2 separate regions of the Homo sapiens genome follow, and region 2 is linked to region 1. A link is an interaction called in ENCODE POLR2A ChIA-PET data of the cell type or tissue named here. Cell type or tissue: HepG2. All regions are shown on one strand. Region 1 overlaps NOL4L (nucleolar protein 4 like). Region 2 overlaps NOL4L (nucleolar protein 4 like).

Region 1 (2,500 bases):
AGTGCCGGCCCTTAGCCTTGGCTTCCGACAGGAACCAGAGCCGGGGCCACTTCCACCGGGCAAGGGGGAGCACCACCCAGCCCTCACTTCAAGGTTTGAGGGCTCCTGCCGCCTTCAGGGCACTCCCAAACGCCCACTGGCCCTGGGGTCCACCCACAAGGCTGCCTCAGGCTGATGAGAGCCCGTCCCTGCTGAATGCCCACCTTCTTTGTCCCTGCTCAGGATGAGACTTCTGTGAGCAGCGAGGATTTTGATATGAGCGACTCCACATGGATGTCAGCTGACCCGCACCTGGCCTCCAGCCTGAGCCCCAGCCAGGACGAGAGGATGCGGAGCCCGCAGAACCTCCACAGTCAAGAGGACGGTGAGTGCCCCTTGGTGGCAGTTGAGGAGGGGCTGTGCCCGGCCCCCTGCTCCCAGTTGTCCTCAGGTGAGAGGTGTGGACACACTCCAGGGTGGCGGAATCTGGGCCAAGGCCTTTGGGTGGCTCAGGCCCAAGCTTGCACTGCCCCCAGTGTTCTCAGCATCTCCATGGGCCCCAGTGCCCCAGCTCCTGGCTCCTTCCTCCCAAAGATGAGGGAGAGAGCCCATAGGACTGGCAGCCTGCGGGGCGGGGGGTCTGCCTGGTTGCCGGGATGCCATGGGCTTCTGCAATGTGGGTTTCAGAGTTACCAGGGGCAGGCCTGGGAAGGTTCACAGTGTACCTAACCCAGAGCAGTTCCGCTGCCCAGCAAGGGAAACAAGCTGTGTTTCTGCAGCCACATGTGAGGCTATAGCCCAGGTCACCTGGTGAGTGACCAGGCAGTGCAGCTGCCCACATTCACCCTAGCCCCTTGGGATGCGATGCGGCTGGCTGGGGAGCTGTCCGGATTCTTCCCTAGCCCTGACCGCCTCCGCGCAGGGCCTGCCAGGCAGCCTACTCCAGCCTCCCTTGGAATAGAGGCTTCCTTCTCAGGGGTTGGAGAGTTAGGGTCAGGAATCAGACCCCAAAGATCCACCCCGGCCTCCACGTGGACTCCCCCAAGTGGTTGGGCTCTGGGACCCTGGCATCTACCTTGGTGTGCCAGGGTTGTGAGGTGGCCCTGTGAGCACAGCACCCCAGCATCGCCTTTGTTTCCGTGGAGGAGATGGTTGGGGGCAGGGATGAGTGAGCTGGGCCCAAGAACTGGGGTGTAGGAGCCGGAGCCAGCAATTAGGAGGGGTTGAAGGTCGAGGCCTGGAATGTGGGAGGGAGGTGCGGATTAAAAAGGGGTGTAATGTGAACTCTGTGAAACGGGTCAGCCTTAAAGAGTAAATAAGGGGTAGGAGCCTTGCTGTTTGGGTCAAAGTTCATCTCCATGGCAGAACCTGCGCGCCTGCCTCCCGAAGGCCTGAATCCGGCTTTGTTTGGGAGGAGACCCAGTCTGGAGGCAGCTGGAGGTGTCTGGGCCAGGGGCTGGGGAGCACAGGGAGTGGCTGCAGGAGGAGTGGGGTGCGTGGCTGCCGGCAAAGAAAAGGCTTTTGTGCTTGATGCCTCGTGAGGTCGGTGCGACCCCCTCGTGCTGCCAGCCTCCCAGGCCAGTGCCGCCTTCCAGCGTTCCCACGGGGGTGGGGACCGGCGGGGGCAGCCACGTGCTCTGGGGGGCTCTGGGGCTGGGACAAGCGCAGCAGCTGACCTCCCGCCTCAACTGAGCCGATTGAGGCCACGCCCAAGGAACACTGAGGGCGGTGCCTGCAGAGCCCAGCTGGGGCCACAGGCTGTGGTCCCCCACAAGAAGGGTCTGGGACAGTTGTTCAGAAACCCAGAGCAGTGGGGCTGAAGGGACCATGGTCCCCCTACTCATTCCCAAGCAGATCTCATGCTGTTATTCCTCATGACCACCCTTTGAGAGCGTGATCTCTCTTGGAGACACGTCCTGGGGAGGTCTGGTGATTTGGGGGCTGTCAGGATCAGGTAGCTGACAGTGGCATTTCTGTGGGGTCCATGGGGTTCCCTCAGCACCTGCTGCCCAGAGGCTGGCTGGCCTGGCCATGAGGATGAGGCTGAGAGATGCAGGGAGGCTGGGGGGTCTGTAGGTCCCCAAGAGCCCAGTGCGGGGTCAGCCTGGGGTAGTCAGACACCACCTTCCCCTCCTGATGGACACCAGAGCTGGGACAGGGAGGATGCTGTTGACCACAGGGCCGTGGGCCTCACTGTCCCCTCCGAGACACTCATGGAGTTGTGGGCCACCCCGCTGGCTGGCTGAGACCCTGGGCAGGGCACAGGCCTTGGGAAGGCCCAGGCAGCTGGCCTGGCCTCTGCTGCCTCTTCTGGGCCTGTGGGCCTGTTGGTGTCTGTCCAGAGCAGTGGGTTTCCAGCCTAGAGTCCTGGGCCATCTTCTGGCCCCCCTGGAGACATACAACCAGCCCCTCTTGAAGGTGCTCACGGTGCAGAAATGTGAGGTCCAGCTCCCATGAGTGAGTCAAGGGGCTCCCATCAGAGCACTCTCAGGCCCCTGTTATTGACGCAGGACTAGGCAGG
Region 2 (2,500 bases), 68 kb before region 1:
GCTTGGAATGAATCACGGCAATGACTTATATATAGCACCTTCCACATGCCAGGCACTATTAAGGTGTTTCATCTTCACAAAAACTTTCACTGCAGCTTCATGTTATGGCTGGGGAAACTGAGGCATGGAGAGGTTAAGTAACTTGGTAAGGTTCAAGAGACGAGTCAGAAGTAGAGTAGGGGCTGAGCACAGTGGCTCACACCTGTAATCCCAGCACTTTCAGAGGCTGAGGCGGGAGGATCTCTTGAGCCCAGTAGTTCGAGACCAGCGTGGGCAACACAATGAGACTCTGTCTCTGCAAAAAAATAAAAAGATTAGCCAGGTGTAGTGACACATGCCTATGGTCCAGTTACTTGGGAGGCTGAGGTGGGAGGATTGCTTAAGCCTTGGAGGTCGAGGCTGCAGTGAGCCGTGATCCTGCCACTATACTCCAGTCTGGGTGACACAGCGAGACCCTGTCTCAAAAAAAATTTTTTTAAAAAGAAGTGGAGTAGGATTTGAGCTCAGGCTGTCTGGCTGTTGGTCATCTCTTGGTCATGCTCTCAAATGTCATGCTGTACTGGCCATTGTAGCCTTCTCCCTCTGACCTGCCTGAGCAGCTCTCATTGTCTTGGTGCCCCCGAAACCTGGACTAGCAGCTAGCCCGAGGAGGCACTAGTTAGTGACAGTTTCAGGAATAAGGACACAGGTAAGCCAGTGGATGCGGGACCTTGCCCCAGCCATTCTGAAGCTCTGTGTCCTGAAGCCCAAAGATATGGCCACCTGTCTCCTGGGCTTAGCGCCCCCCACCACCCGCCTGTCCAGACAGCCTCAGGGAAGGACCAGATCCATAAACATGAGGCTCTACTTGGGCTGGGAGGAGTGCTGGGCACTGTACAAGTCCTCAATATTATTGCTTTATTGTCATTTAAATGGAGCCTGCCTCAAACAGGCCACCCAGTTCTAGCCACCAGCTCTGGACAAAACCCCCATTGAAAAGCCAATTACAATCACTCCATCTAAATTGTCATGGATTTGTATAGAAAATTACATCTCCATTTAGTCCTAAAGCGACGTCCTGGGCATGGACAGAGGGGAGGCTGGCCCATTTACCCCGCCAGCTCAGCGCGGGTGCCGCGGGCAGACAGAAAGCCCAAGCTGCTGGGTCTTGGCCGGCCCAGGAACAAAGGCCAGTTTGTGGGGGCCCAGAGAGAAGCTGGGCCTCTGAGGGCAGCTCAGATTCCAGGCCCGGGCCGATGGACCCTGCACCGCCAGCTGGTCTCTCCTGCTGGCGGCTGTGGCCAGACGAGCTCCTGACAGCCGGCTTCAGGCGGCCCATCAGCCCCGCCACCCCCACCACCATCCAAGGTGGCTGGAGCTTGGCTCATGTCCACACTACCAGGAAATGAAACTCAGGGAGCACTTGACTGGGATCCTGAGATCTTGGTTTCATTCATTCACTCACTGACACATTCAGTGCCTGCTAGTAGCATGAGAAAGGCAATAATGTAGAAGTGAGCTCCAGCTTCAGAGTGCCCTGCATTCAGTTCCAGACTCTGTCCTCAGTAGCCATGAGGCCACTTGCTTATTCCTTTAGTTTTGAAATAGTTGTCGAGTGCCTACTGTGTGCCAGAGAACAGGACAAAATGGTCTTCACTCTTGGCCCTTAAAGTCCAGTGCCCTGGGGAAAATAAACAGGGGCTGACACGGGCTAGTATCCCCATTTCACAGAAGTGTAAGTAGGCAGCTCAGAGGAGCTGGGCATGCTATATGCAAGTGAGAAGGGCCTTCTAGCCAGAGGGAATAGTGTGTGTGTGTGTGTGTGTGTGTGTGTGTGTGTGTGTGTAGGGGGTGGCGAGGCAGGCTGGAGCAGCACTGTGGCATGACATGAGATCGGTGGGGCAACCTACAGACTGTGGGCCTCTTCTCTGAGCCTCGGTTTCCTCATCTGAGGAATGGGGGCGATGACCCCAGCTGCTGGGGACTTGGACAAGGGCTCAGGGAGATAATGTGTGCCAGGTGTTCTGCGTGGAGCTGGGCATGGGATGCTTTTGGCTAACCAGGATAGCCTTACTTAGATGACACTGTGGGCCAAACACGGACCGAGGGCTTTCCACACATTCACTCCTAACATTGACAGTCCCATGTGGCAGGGCTAGGATCCCCATCTCACAGATGGGGAAACGGAGGCAACAGCACAGGGCAGCTAATTATTTGTTCCTGTTCCAGTCATTCTGATTATGGGTTAGCCCAGGGCCTCCACAGAGAAGACCCTCAAAAAGGATTTGTTGAATCAGTGAATGCATCTGGAAGGTCGGTGCTGGGCAGGTGTGGGGGCCGGGGAGGAAGATTCCCGTGTACATGTGTGAAGCTGTGTGGAGTGCTGTGGGATTCTGAGCATGGCTGTGGGCCTGCGTGTAATTGTGTGTGAGACTGTCCAAGGACTGCAGATGGTTGCATGTGTGAGGCTATGTCCATGTCTCTGTGACCTTAACTGTGTGTGACAGTCACACATTGTCTC

Evidence for each region. ChIA-PET counts read pairs that join two places held together with the same protein. Peaks named below come from ENCODE experiments on the same cell type or tissue, not always from the same donor. Only the 100,000 strongest peaks of a DNase experiment are listed, where the experiment ranks them.
Region 2: POLR2A ChIA-PET joins it to region 1 with 12 read pairs; 10 of 35 experiments call an interaction of 5 or more read pairs at or near these places.

What each region holds. Positions count from the first base shown.
Region 1 is chr20:32,472,465-32,474,964 of GRCh38, reverse strand. NOL4L (nucleolar protein 4 like) reads left to right here. Exons shown (of 11, transcript NM_001256798.2): 5 at 223-364. Among named protein-coding and RNA genes, the nearest start is that of NOL4L-AS1, 87 kb to the left of the region's middle. RefSeq lists an enhancer at 1-425. In HepG2, no CTCF peak of the experiment used is centred here; DNase peaks (open chromatin) are centred at 254, 727 and 1,314; H3K4me3 peaks cover 1,935 bases.
Region 2 is chr20:32,540,334-32,542,833 of GRCh38, reverse strand. The region is part of intron 1 of NOL4L (nucleolar protein 4 like); the gene reads left to right. It overlaps LOC105372592 (a long non-coding RNA gene), which reads right to left. Exons shown (of 3, transcript XR_007067563.1): 3 at 881-1,660. Among named protein-coding and RNA genes, the nearest start is that of NOL4L-AS1, 20 kb to the left of the region's middle. RefSeq lists enhancers at 738-1,243, 1,244-1,749. In HepG2, no CTCF peak of the experiment used is centred here; a DNase peak (open chromatin) is centred at 1,233; H3K4me3 peaks cover 475 bases.